Linked DNA regions of Homo sapiens: regions 2 and 3 are each linked to region 1. The links are chromatin contacts, found by Hi-C or POLR2A ChIA-PET in ENCODE. All regions are on one chromosome and are shown on one strand. The core of a region is the stretch at or near the end of the contact, and the rest is flanking DNA. Distances in the headings are between cores, read along the strand shown.

Evidence for each region. A loop is a pair of places that touch in the nucleus more often than their neighbours do. ChIA-PET counts read pairs that join two places held with the same protein, here RNA polymerase II (POLR2A). Pooled maps may share reads with other maps.
Region 2: a pooled map shows a loop between it and region 1 (3-fold over the local background). The contact joins two enhancer-like sites. A Hi-C loop is called at or near these places in 10 of 50 pooled maps. POLR2A ChIA-PET finds 5 or more read pairs at or near these places in 9 of 52 experiments (CD8-positive, alpha-beta memory T cell, Caco-2, GM12878 and 6 more).
Region 3: POLR2A ChIA-PET joins it to region 1 with 10 read pairs in WTC11. The contact joins two enhancer-like sites. POLR2A ChIA-PET finds 5 or more read pairs at or near these places in 9 of 52 experiments (A673, CD8-positive, alpha-beta memory T cell, GM12878 and 6 more).

The regions. Positions count from the first base shown.
Region 1 is chr14:21,306,395-21,311,516 of GRCh38, forward strand. RPGRIP1 (RPGR interacting protein 1) reads left to right here. Exons shown (of 25, transcript NM_020366.4): 7 at 1,337-1,442; 8 at 4,190-4,213. Among named protein-coding and RNA genes, the nearest start is that of RPGRIP1, 29 kb to the left of the region's middle. RefSeq lists enhancers at 2,490-3,017, 2,840-2,999. Within about 2 kb of position 2,462, at least 12 of the 41 ENCODE cell types and tissues checked have a DNase peak (open chromatin) inside an H3K27ac peak, as active enhancers do.
Region 2 is chr14:21,230,565-21,235,120 of GRCh38, forward strand. HNRNPC (heterogeneous nuclear ribonucleoprotein C) reads right to left here. Exons shown (of 9, transcript NM_004500.4): 3 at 3,389-3,665; 4 at 433-508. The coding sequence starts at 3,629. Among named protein-coding and RNA genes, the nearest start is that of LINC00641, 26 kb to the left of the region's middle. Within about 2 kb of position 3,052, at least 2 of the 41 ENCODE cell types and tissues checked have a DNase peak (open chromatin) inside an H3K27ac peak, as active enhancers do.
Region 3 is chr14:21,214,564-21,219,001 of GRCh38, forward strand. All of the region lies in intron 5 of HNRNPC (heterogeneous nuclear ribonucleoprotein C), which reads right to left. Among named protein-coding and RNA genes, the nearest start is that of LINC00641, 9.9 kb to the left of the region's middle. RefSeq lists an enhancer at 4,137-4,438. Within about 2 kb of position 1,473, at least 2 of the 41 ENCODE cell types and tissues checked have a DNase peak (open chromatin) inside an H3K27ac peak, as active enhancers do.

The DNA of each region.
Region 1 (5,122 bases), core at 1,212-3,711:
AGTGCTGGGATTACAGGCGTGAGCCCCTGCGCCCAGCCTAATCTTCTTTCTATTATTTTATTTTATTTTATTTTTATTTTCCGAGACAGAGACTCACTCTGTCACCCAAGCTGGAGTGCAGTGGCGAGATCTCAGCTCACTGTAATCTCCACCTCCCAGGTTCAAGTGATTCTCCTGCCTCAGCCTCCCGAGTAGCTGGGACTACAGGTGTGCGCCACCATGCCCAGCTAATTTTTGTATTTTTAGTAGAGACGGGGTTTCACCACGTTGGCCAGGATGGTCTTAATCTCTTGACCTCGTGATCCACCCGCCTCAGCCTTCCAAAGTGCTGGGATTATAAGCGTGAGCCACCGTGCCGGGTGTATTTTACTATTATTATTATTATTATCATTATTTTTTGAGACAGTCTCACTCTGTTGTCGCCAGGCTGGAGTGCAGTGGTGCAATCTCGGCTCACTGCAACCTCCCCCTCCCAGGTTCAAGCAATTCTCCTGCTTCAGCCTCCTGAGTAGCTGGGACTACAGGTGCGCACCACCACACCCAGCTAATTTTTGTATTTTTAGTAGAGATGGGGTCTCACTATGTTGGCCAGGATGGTCTCAATCTCTTGACCTCGTGATCTGCCCGCCTCAACTTCCCAAAGTGTTGGGATTACAGGCCTGAGCCACCGCACTCGGCCACTATTGTTATTTTTTGAGACAGAATCTCACTCTGTTGCCTAAGCTGATTTCAGCTCACTGCAACCTCCGCCTCCCGCAGTTCAAGCGATTCTCTTGCCCAGTGTCCATAGCTGGGATGACAGGCTTATGCCACCACACCCATCTGACTTTTGTGTTTTTAGTAAAGACAAGGTTTTGCCATGTTGCCCAGGCTGGTCTCCAACTCCTGACCTCAGGCCATCTGCCCGCCTCAGCCTCCCAAAGTGCTGGGATTATAGGCGTGAGCCACGGTGCCTGGTTCATAATCTTCTTTTTAAGTTTTCTAGCACGTTCAAACCTCACTGGTTTCTCTAAGGAAACGGCTGAGACCTAGCTTGACATTGCAAGGTTTGTGGGAAATTATGAACACCATCATTTAAAAAAGTAGTTATTATCTTTTCTCATAACATAAGCTTAAGGTTAGTGATCTCTATCAAATCTTGGCTGGCGTGATGAGAAATGGGAGAAAGGAGATTATTTACTAGACTGTACATACACCACATACTTGTGTTCTAGTGTGGGTAAGACGGGAAGGCAAGAGACAAGAGGGAGGTATTCTTACTAGGGCATAGTCAAGGAGAAAATGTCTTTAATTCTATCCATGTTCAGACAGAATAATTTAGCGCCTTTCTCTGCAGAGCTTCCATTAAAGAGAAGGTAGAGCTGATTCGACTTAAGAAGCTCTTACATGAAAGAAATGCTTCATTGGTTATGACAAAAGCACAATTAACAGAAGTTCAAGAGGTGAGTTGCCATCATCAGCTGTGCTTTCTTGGTGGGGGGAAACCCCAATTAAGAGATTCATATTATTTTCTCCATTTTAAATATGAGAAGCCACAATTCAGAAAGACAATTTATAAGTGATATCACACAATTTATAAGTGATATTCAAATCCAAGCCTCACAACTCGGAGTCTATGCTTTTCCCAGTATTTCCCATTAGTTCTCTATTAAGAGGAAGGCTCAAGCTCTGCCTGCTAAGGTGAAATAAAGTGGAGTTAACTTGTGTAAGGGTTACGGTCCCCTACGAAGACCACAACCAGAATGTGATTAAATTAGGAAGCCAAAAGCAGTCACAGGGAAGGGAAGGAAACTAGCCTTTTAATTAGCACTTTCTGTGAGCTGTACTCTGTCCCAGATATTTACAGTCATGATCTTTTTTAAGCCTGACAACAGCCCTCAAGGTAAGTATATTTAGCATTAGCACACATTAGAAACTAACATCTGATTGGTGGAAATAGAGTATCAAGGGTCAAAGTAAGGTCAGCACCATCCTTTTATTGAACAAATATTTATCCAGTACCAGGAATTGCAAAGCACTGGGATACAAAGATTCCAAGGGTAAGTAAGAAAAAACTGCCTTCAAGGAGTTTATAGGAGTGAGAAAACAAGTAAACAAATTCAACTATCCTATGCAGGGTATGGGCAGGACACAAAAGAGAGAGTAGTCAGACCCACCAGTGGGTGAGGTGCTGATATGGCTGATAAGTGGAGGAACACCAGGGCTCTTGTCTCACGCGAATTAGATAAAACGACACGGACACAGGTGGAGCGGCTTTAAGGAGCGGAGAGTTTAATAGGCAAGAAACAAGGGAGAAGAAAGACGGAAGAAGCTCCCCTGTACTGAGACAGAGGGAGAAGGACTCCAAAGCAGAGAGGGGAGACCTCATGTGCCGGGAAAAGTGGCTGCTTATATGAGTAGGCAGGAGGAGGTAGTGTCTGATTTGCATAGGGCTCAGGGGATTGGTTTGACCAGGCATGTCACTCATGTAGCCTGTGGAAAAAACTGGCCCTCCTACCCTAGTCTTTTAATATGCAAATGAAGGGCGCCATGATGTTCTACACACGTGGGGATATGTGGGGGTGGCCATGTTGCCAGGTACAGGTCGGGGAAAGGACAGGAAGACAAGGGCGGGAATCGCCATGTTTGGGTGGACCCAGTTTCTAAAGACCTGTATTTGCATATCAAAGGTTGCCTTCCCGGCTGTAAGAGCCAGGGCTTTCCTGCTAGACAAAAAACGTTTCTGGAGCTGCTTTAAAGGACGAGAAAACTTTCCAAGGACCCCTTTTCCTCTCTATCTGCCTAAAATTATTTTTAATAACTCCTTTAACAGTGCCAGATCAGAAAAGGATTAATGACTGGGTGCGGTGGCTGGAGCCTGTAATCCCAGCACTTTGGGAGGTCAAGGAGGGAGGATCACTTGAGCTCAGGAATTCGAGACCAGCCCAGACAACATGGCGAAACCCCATCTCTATCAAAAATAGAAAAATTAGACAGGCATCGTGATGTGTGCCTGTAGTCCTAGCTACTATGGAGGCTGAGGCAGGAGGATTGCTTGAGTGCTTGAGCCCAGGAGGCAGAGGTTGCAGTGAGCCGAGATCCCGATACGGCACCTCAGCGTGAGACTTTGTCTCAAAAAAAGAAAAAAGAAAAGGATTAATAAAGGAATAGATTTGTGAGTTAAATACTGAAATACTAAAAGATTAGCTTGTGTTAATAAGTGTGTAAGAGAAGAGGGGGCTTTCCATGAGAGCAGAGGTGAGAAACATCAGGTCTGGTCATGAAGGACACACTAAGAATTTTTTTTCTCGTTGTCATTAAAGACAGAACATGCTAGGAATTTAGACTTTATCCTACAAACAGCAGAGAGCTATGTGAAAGGGTTTTAAGCAAGTTGATATGATCAATTTTTTTCTCTCTCAAGATTATTTGACCTTTTTTAAAAAATAAAAAATAAATTTAAAAAAAAAGTTTGGGAGGCTGAGGTGGGTGGATCGCTTGAGGTCAGGAGTTTGAGACCAGCCTGGCCAACATGGTGAAACCCCGTCTCTACTAAAATACAAAAATTAGGTGTGGTGGGGGGCACCTGTAATCTCAGCTACTTGGGAGGTTGAGGAAGGAGAATTGCTTGAACCTGGGAAGCCGAGGTTGCAGTGAGCCAAGATTGTGCCGCAGCACTCCAGCCTGGGCAACAGAGTGAGACTGTCTCAAAAACAAAAACGAAAACTTACCTCTCATATTTGCTACAAGGATTAAATGAGATAATATGTGTGAAATGATTATAATGATCATGATGTGGCAGGTAATGAAACACATAGTAACACATAGCAACTACTCAACTAATTATAGCTGTTGTTATGATCATTCTTTTTTTTTTACTAAAACTGAAGAGATCTTTCTGAAGTGTGCTAAGTAACAGTACCTAATTTAAGATTAAACATTTTTCTTGGATAATCCACCAAGTACAATGCAAATGTTAATAAATGACCCTTCATTCTTTTTTGAGAAATGGTGTGAATGATTGCAGTCACAGACTACTTGGCAAGCTAGGGCAGGGGAAAAATAGCAACAATTAGTAAACAAGTACACAAATTGATTTGTTTTGTGGGATTTTTATAATGTCTTTAAAAATGTTAAGCATTATATTACAGTGATAAATATATCATGAAATTGATAAATCAATAAAATAATAATAATTTCTTTCTTCCAGGCATACGAAACCTTGCTCCAGAAGGTACTTAATGAGAATTGAGTCTCTGTTTCTTAGTAACCAGAATAATCAAACCCAAAGAAATCTATGTTCATCTCCAAGTAACATAACACCAGAATTTAGCTAACTAAATCAATGTTATTATGTCATATAGTTTCTGTTAAAAATGATACTATTATGATTATCAAAAGATACAGATACTTATTGCACTGTTTTCATAAAAATTGAAATATGAAATTGTAGTTGAGAAATATTTGGCATGGTATTTTTAAGCCTATTGCTGGAGCAAATTATAGCATTTGCTCAAAACTTCCTAAGAGTATTCTTCTAGCATGTGTGAGGTGATGAGATATAACAAAGTTGTTGCAGGTATTCTCAGATGGTCTTAAATATTTGGCCCTATTCACCACTGTGAGTGGGCTGCATGTGAAGCTAGGTGAATGTCTGTGCTTAAGAATCACCACTAAGACAGAGTTCCAAACGAGACCACCCAGCTGTGCCTCACCAGAGGAGTCCGCCAGAAACACACACAGAACTTCTGGAGTTAACATGTCACTTGTCTAGGTACAAACGTAGTCATCATAAAAAAGCAGTCAAATAGCTTAGAAAGTGAAGGCAGCTTTGGAAGGTGGCAACTAATTTAAAGCTAGGGATTAATTTGAACCTTGAGAAAATTAAGGCTCAAGGGCCAGGCGCGGTGGCTCACGCCTGTAATCCCAGCACTTGGGGAGGCGGAGGCGGGTGGATGACCTAAGGTCAGGAGTTCGAGACCAGCCTGGCCAACATGGAGAAACCCTGTCTCTATTAAAAATACAAAAATTAGCTGGGCGTGGTGGCTCATGCCTGTAATCCCAGCTACTCAGGAGGCTGAGGCAGGAGAATTGCTTGAACCCGGTAGGCAGAGGTTGCAGTGAGCCAAGCACTATTGCACTC
Region 2 (4,556 bases), core at 1,802-4,301, 75 kb before region 1:
AAATTCAGGTTAAAATTCGCTAAGATTTCCACATACGACATAGCTAAACTAAACACTGAAAAACAGAATGGTAAACTAAGCATTCTTATACCACACTTCTACCCTCTCTTACTCTCTAGTGTCTTAGAAGCTCAACGATCCTGTATAAGTATTTCAGGTTATGCTATAAATATCAAACTACTCTTTAATATCAATAGCAAAAACCTCAGGGATTTTTAATTCTCTAGAAATTTTCTCTAGGGCAAAAAAGAGACATATTAACACAAAAATAATAAAACCTTATTTATACACAGATAAAACACAGTACACTTAAACCTCCCCACACCCAGAAAACAGAAAGAGAAGATGCCCACTGATGGACACAATGCAGTTATAAATAATAAAGTTCCGGACCTGAGTAGAGGGGACGGAGAAGGGTGTTCTGTTACTGACCCGTACATCTCCGCTGCAGATCGTTTCACACCTGCTTTTCCTCGGTTCACTTTTGGCTCTGCAGCCAGGTTAATATCTGAAAAACAAAAGTAAAAATGTTAATGACAACTTTGTATCCGGGTAAAACAAACTACAAAGTTTATTTTTTTTATTTTTGAGACATAGTTTCGCTTTCTCGCTCAGGCTGGAGTGCAGTGGTGTCACCTTGGCTCACTGAAACCTCTACCTCCCGGTTCAAGCGATTCTCCTGCCTCAGCCTCGAGAGTAACTGTCACTACAGGCGGGCACCACCATGCCCAGCTAATACAAACTACGAAGTTTAGAAAATCACACAGACACATAAATTAGAAAATGTGGAACAAAACAACTCATCTTTCCTTAAGACACTGTCTCACTGTCATACAAGCTGGAGTGCAGTGATGCAATAATGGCTCAATACAGCCTAGACCTCCGAAGCTCAGGTGATCCTCCCACCCAAGTAGCAGGGACCACCACGCCTGGTTAATTTTTCTATTTTTCGTAGGGACGAACTCTTGGGGTCACGTGATCTGCCTTGACCTCCCAAAGTGCTGGAATCACAGGTGTGAGCTATCAAGCTCAGCTTCATCTCTCCTTTTAATATTAAAAAGGCTCACAAATTTTTACAAGGCTAAGGCTTCATCTTCCGTTTCTTTGTAGTCTGTTCTTTACCATTCAAGTGTTCCTGAGACTAACATTAAGTCTGTCTTTGGTACTCTCCACCCTCAGATACCACTTCAACTCAACTCTCCCCATTCAAGGTACTGACTGTTCACTCAGTTACTATTACAAGAGAAAACTATCACTGGTTGCCTTTCCAAGAATGGTTCAGCTCATTCCGAATTATTACAAATATATTAGAATGAAATATATTAAAATATATGCCAATTCACAAATTAACATAGTGAAGTGTGACAACCTCAAATCATCCTCAAAGGCAACTTCAGATTTTCTTTATAAGTAAGGATTAGCTGTTCTACACGTAAAATATCCTGGGTTAACGACTGCTTTCTGAATAATTGATCAATTGCTTAAACAACCTTTACACACACCAAAAAAAATAAAAGAGCAAAGGGAAACAACCCTGGTTTTCAAATACAATTTGTAACACGTATGCCCAGCTACCTACCCTGCCACCCACTGCCTACCAAACAAGAATTTATCTTCTCCTTGTTCTAAAAAGCCCATGTCAAAAAGCCAAAAACTCTCTAAAATTCAGTTTACCTTCCCAGTCATGCTACAGCACTCGAGTCAACAGTAACTCCATTTTCATATATACTGCTTTTATTAAAATGAGCTTCATTTTAATATACAAATGCCCCAAAATATAAATTCCAAATTCCACCTCAAACCATTAACTAGATGAGTGTGGGTATTTTTTTAGACAGAGTCTTGCCCCATTGCCCAGGCTGGAGTGCAATCACGGCTCACTGTAACCTCCACCTCCCGGGTTCAAGCAATTCTCCTGCCTCAGCCTCCTGAGCGGCTGGGATTACCGGTACCCAGAACCACAGCCTGCTAATTTTATTTTTTAATAGAGATGGCTTTTCACGGTGTTAGCCAGGATGGTCTCCATCTCCTGACCTCATGGCCTGCCCAACTCAAGCCTCCCAAAGTGCTGGAATTACAGGCATGAGCCACCGAACCTGGCCAAATGTGGATATCTTAAACTTAATCTTATTTATCTTCCCTTTTTATACAAAAGCAGCTCATCAAATGACCAACTGAAAACTGACTCAGGCCAGGTCCAATGGCTGACGCCTGTAATCCCAGCACTTTGGGAGGCCAAAGCGGGAGGATCACCTGAGGTCAAGAGTTGAAGACCAGCCTGGCCACCATGGTGAAACCTCACCTCTACTAAAAAATACAAAAATTAGCCAGGTGTGGTGGCACATGCCTGTAGTACCAGCTACTCGGGAGGCTGAAACAGGACAATCGCTTGAACCCGGGAGGCTGAGGTTACAATTAGCCAAGACTGCACTACTGCACACAATCCTGGACAACAGAGCTAGACTCTGTCTCAAAAAAAAAAAAAGGACTGAATATATTGTCTATTTGCTGAACACCATTACATGAATAACCTTCAGGTTTTGGTACATTAACCTCATTTACAATTCTGACTTTGAAACCATATAAAGTGTTTCAAAACTAAAGAGAATTAAATTTCTGAAAAAGCAATCCAGTAAGATGTAAAAACAATGAAATAGACCCAAATTATGTATCTGGTTGGTTACATAACATTATCAAAGAATTGTTTCACATAACTCTAACCTACCATGCTTTGAGTCAATATACATAGTAGAATGTATACAAAGAATAAACTAAATCACAAATATAAATTTAAAAATAATCATCTTAACTTTGTAAAAACAAAGGTATGATAATTTTGAAACTGAGGCACAAGGTACACATAAAATGAGAAGTTAAAACAGACATCTAGTACAACTAATAAAATAAACATGTGGACACTGGATTCTGGCTTGAATAAACCAAATCATAGGTAGTAAGTACTCTGAGGTGTCATTACATTTTAAAATACAAGAAAATCTAACACTGAGCCAAACTGCAGTCGGCCCAACGGATGGAGTGAAATCCCAATGGGGAGACAAGCAATCAACACTAGAGGGCTCCTCCAGTCTGCTGTGGGCAGGACACAACCATTTAGGCAACGTTTTTACATTGTGAAGTGTCATTCCCAGCTCCCCCTACTCACGATTGTAGTAGAGTTGTCCTAGCTCTACTACACAAAATGGTACAATGAAGAATATCCTTTACTTAGCCAATTATAACTATAAGCCTAATGTATTTTTATTAGGCTAAACAGTCGCAATATCCAGAATATCTCATGCTGTCAGTTTTACAGACATAAAGACAAAAAAAAAACGTGAATAGAAAAACTCAGGCCTGAATTACATCATCAATGAAAAAATTCACTTACCTAAAACCTGGCCAGCAATCATTCTGCCATCCTCTCCTGCTACAGCAGCCCGGGCATTTCTCTCATTAACATACTGAACGAAGGCAAAGCCCTTATGAACAGAGCAGCCCACAATTTTGCCATACTTCGAAAAGATTGCCTCCACATCAGATTTCTTGACCACAAGAGTGTTGAGATTCCCAATGAATACACGGGAGTTCATGGAGCGAGGATCTGTCTTGTTGGTAACGTTGCTGGCCATCGTGTTTGATGGTAAGGTTTCTCACAAAGCCGAAAACTGTAAAGCAAAAAAAAGTATACAGGTGAACAGATGCTAAAAACAATATTCCTTGATAAAACATTCTCCACTCTCACTCTGAATCACTGTTAACTGCCCAGAGTATTAGGCAACTTAAAGGGACTCACAGCATTAAGTATGTATTTGCTAATAATTTCAGAGACTCCAGCCTCTGAATATACTCTAGAAAGTCAACTTCTTCCTCTTCCATTCTATTTCAGCAGCACTAAACTCTAAATTCTCAGGAAAAAAAAATTCTCCCTGGCAGATCATTGGCAATATAATTTCCTTGGACATAATTCCAAGTGGCCCTCCTCTAAGTACTCAAGCAAATTAGATTTGCCTAAATTCTCTGACACCAGTTTCTGCTGTTTTTCACATTACAGGTCATGCTAACTATTCCCTGCCATCAATAATCTTGATTCACGTTGCTTTTATTGAGTTTCACCGGTTCTGTATATATACACACAGCATAGCAAACGTCAAATTCTGTCCCAAGCCATTCATTAGCTAGATTAATATGGATAGCTTACACTTACCCATTAAGTATAATTTTCTTCAAAAGGCAATAAATAGAATCAATTCATTTACACTGGAAACACCTATTTCCAGATACTTCAATTAATCTGCAGTATGCTTTAGATACATAAGTATCAATACCATCTTTTTACAGACTGCAATGACTCGAAGGCTACTTTTTATATAACCTAAAATATAGGACATTTAATAATATCGGATGGTGATGATGATAAAACTAGCCAGTGGAACACGGCATGAATCAAATTAAAGATTGGGGAATTAAAGAAAAATACACAACTTTCCACGCATTATTTAAAACCAAAAATTATCTGTCTTTATGTATGTGATGGAGGCTCAATCCTACCATAACCA
Region 3 (4,438 bases), core at 223-2,722, 93 kb before region 1:
AGCAACACTGTCTCAAAAAAAAAGAAAACAGAAAAAAGTTTGCATTTCCCCTAAGTATGGTTAATCTCTTAGTTTAATCCATTCATGGGAATTAATGCAAAGAAAAAGATACTGAGTAACTTTTTATTATCACTACTTTCCCATTTTGACATAAAGCTTTTGGTCTTTTTGACCAAAATCTTGCAAAGTATAATGATACAGAAACTATAAAATATCAGTGTTCAGAAACTCATATCCTTTGTGAGAGATGGTAACACTTGCACAAACACAAATTGCTTAACGACAATTTCTGGAGGTGAATCAAAATAAGTTATCCATATCCATGAGCATTAAACTGAGCTTAAGCCTCAGTCCAATGGAAATAAATATCTAATCTACCTCCTAAGCCACAAACCTTCACCGGCACCCGTATCTAAACCAATGAGCTAGCTAGCTAGTTCTGTACTATCACTGGAATTTCTTTTTAAAACCTACTATTTCGTCTGACCACAGCCAAAATAAAGCAAGTAATACAGTTTTGTTTTGAATCTATGTAACAGTCTCATGAACACAATTAGGAGTCAAATTCTCTACTTTTCTGAAGAAAAATATTTCAAAATATTTCAGCCAGTTAAGGCTTTTAGTTACACAGAATGCTGCTCAGGCAGAAATGGACTCTCATTCACATCTGAGGAAGTAGTCCTTGCCTCGAAAAATGTTGAGGACGGTAAGTGTGAAAATAGAAAAAAAACATACATAGTGTGACAACCTTTAAGTTAAAAGGGATATATATTAAGAAGCTCAGTATGACTACTTCAAGCACCAGCTAAAAATTAAGCGGAAATTCTCACTATGAGAAAGCTATACAATAGATGAGGCAACAATAGCTGATTACTTACTGATTAAGGCTAGGCTGTTTAAAATCTTTTACCAGGGGAACAAGGACTAAACCCTAGGAGAATTGTAACTGCACCCATAATCAAACTTGATGGTGTTGGTATAAAATCTAGTCAGATTAAGAAATTAAAACACTCTAGAGACATTAATCACCTGAACAGATTAAGACAAAATACACCAGCCAGGTGTGGAGGCTCATGCCTGTAATCCCAACATTTTGGGAGGCGGAGGCAGGTGGATCATGAGGTTACGAGTTGAGACCAGCCTGACCAACATGGGGAAACCCCGTGTATACTAAAAATACAAAAATTAGCCGGGCATGGTGGCACACGCCTGTAATTCCAGCTACTCAGGAGGGCTGAGGCAGAAGAATTGCTTGAATCTGGAAGGCAGAGGTTGCAGTGAGCTGAGATCATTCCACTGTACTCCAGCCTCAGTGACAGAGCAAGACTCCGTCTTAAAAAAAAAAAAAAGAAAGGAAGAAAGAAAGAAAAGGAAAAGAAAAAGAAAAAAAAAACAACAAAACACACCAGCTGGATGCAGTGGCACACCTGTAATCCCAGCTACGCAGGAGGCTGAGGCACGAGAGTTGCTTGAACCCAGGAAGGAAGTGGGGGTTGCAGACAGCCATTGCACTCCAGCCTGGGCGACAGAGTAAAAACTTTTGTCTCCTCCACCACCAAAAAAAAAAAAAAAAAAAAAGACAAAGAATGTCTACCCCAATTCCAAAGTAAAAGCATTACAAGACATGTACTAAGAAGAGGTTTTCAAAGGGAAGCTTCTTAAATGGAAATTCTGACCATAAGACATTAGCTGCAAACAGTGACATTTCCTGGGTCTCAAAAAACCTAGTAATACATGTCAACACTACACCAGAGTAGACGTTAATCTATTAATAATAAAGCTATCATTTGGTACATGGACCATTTAATGGACCACAGCTGATTCTCATCTTAAAAATGTGAACAGATTGAAATAATCTGTTTTGCCGGACAGGGTGGCTCACACCTGTAATCCCAGCACTTTGGGAGGCTAAGGCGAGCGGCTCATTTGAGGCCAGGACATGGAGACGGGCCTGACCAACATGGTGAAACCCAGTGTCTACTAAAAATAGAAAAAATTATCCAGGTGTGGTGGCACATTCCTATAATCTCAGGTACTCCGGGGGCTGAGGGACAACAATCGCTTGAACCTAACAGGCGGAGTTCATAATGAGTCAAGATCCCACCACTGCACTCCGGCATGGATCACAGAGTAAGACTCCGTCACAAAACAAAAATTAAGAGAACCAAAGGAGCAGTTTTTTCCATTCTATCTCCAGTAAATACTAGTTAAATGAACTACCAACTGATGACAGACATCTGCCTCAAACTTAACTATGTAGATAAAAAAACTGATATAAAAAAGTTTAACACAGGTTTACATTAAAATTTAAATAACAATATGTCAAATTGTGACCGAAAACAATAAATCCGTTAAACTAGCTAGCTAGCTAGTTCCGTACTATCACTGGAATTTCCTTTTAAAACCTACTATTTCATCTGACCATAGCCAAAATGAAGCAAGTAATAGTTCTGTTTTGAATCTATGTTAACAGTCCCATGAACACAATTAGGAGTCAAATTCTCTACTTTTCTGAAGAAAAATATTTCAAAATATTTCAGCCGGTGGGGCTTTTAGTTACAAAGAATGCTGCTCAGGCAGAAATGGACTCTCATTCACATCTGAGGAAGTAGTCCTTGCCTCAAAATGTTCGTAACATAGTTGGAATTCTTGATTTTGTGCTTAAAAATAAATCAACCAGCAAAATTTTTGTAGCTTGTGTTTTATTTCTAAACTGAAATCAATGATTTCTAATGTTATTTGCAAGTACTTCACCACAAACATGCTGTCTTAGTCTAGCATCAGTTTACCCGGATACTATCAACTGCAAGCACCACTCATTTAAAATATAAAACGACTAAATGGTAAACCAGTATGCTCATTTGCTCACCACTGGAGCTATACAAGGTATTCACCACATGGGGAAACTCTAACATAATTTTTAAAGAAAATATAATTCTGGTAATTAAGGGGGAAAAAATGGAAATAGATTATTACCACATTGTTGGGTTAGCCTTGTCCAAAGATCACTGATATGGGTTGGGGAACACCATAAACATACCTACTACCAAAGAATAGGTAGCAATAGCTCCTATACTGAGCCAATGGCATCAATCAATAATTGGTTCTGTAATATTCTATCAGAAAGAATTACAAATATTAGTATTTAGGGATATTTTTGTAAATTCTAAGCCATTTGATTGAAAATGGCTCCACGAAGAAAAAATACATTAAATGTACATACTTATTTTAAGAGGAATAAAATTTGACATCTTAATGAAATGTTGCATATTAAGGGAAAAAGTGGTGTGTCTTGATGGTTTCATTAGGAAACTATCTTAACACAAAACCAGACATTTCATGGGAAGACAATTTGAAAATGCACCTGAAAACTTTCTCAGTCAAAAAGAATCTAGTCTGTAACAGGCAGGTTGCTTGAGTCCTAGATCAATCATCAATTCTGAAACTTGACTGGATTCAAGACTGTTTTAAGAAAGGGAAAAAAAAAATCCCTGGCTTTTCTTGTTTATATGCCTCAGTCTCCCAAGTAGCGTGGATTACAGGTACACGATACCAAGCCAAGCTAGTTTTTGTAATTTTAGTAGAGATGGGATTTCACCATGTTAGCCAGGCTGGTCATGAGCTCCTGGACCTCAAGTGATCCACCAGCCTCACCCTCCCAAAGTGCTGCAATTACAGGCATGAGCCACCGTGTGCAGCCACAAATAACTTTAACATTACTCATTTGTCATGGTATTCAACAATACACATACTCCCATATGTCAGTGTTGATCTTTACCAAAGATAAAATTTTAAACTGACAATGTGGTGCAATTTTATTTTTTAAAAAACTAAAATTGAGGCTGGGCATGGTAGCCCATGCCTGTAATCCCAGCACTTCCGGAGGCCGAGGCAGGTGGATTGCCTGAGATCATGAGTTAAGAGACTAGCCTGGCCAACATGGTGAAACCCGGTTTCTACTAAAATACAAAAAAATCAGCAGGGTGTGGTGGCATGCACCTGTAGTCCCAGCTACTCAGGAGGCTGAGGCACTGCTTGAACCTGGGAAGCAGAGGTTACAGTAAGCCAAGATCGCACCACTGCATTCCAGCCTGGGAGACAAAGCGAAACTCTCTCTCAAAAAAAAAAAAAAAAAAAAAAAAAAACTGAAATTGAGTCACATGCAGTGGCTCTCATGTGTAATCCCAGCACTTTGGAAGGCCAAGGCAGGCAGATCGCTTGAGCCCAAGAGTTCAAGACCAGCCTGTGAGACAAAGAAAAAAAAATTGCTGGGAGCAGTGGCTCATGCCTGTAATCCCAGCACTATGGGAGGCCGAGGAGGGCAGATCATGAGATCAGGAGTTCAAGAATAGCCTGGCTAATATGATGAAACCCCATCTCTACTAAAAATACAAATATTAGCTGGGCATGGTGGCACATGCTTGTAGTCCCAGCTACT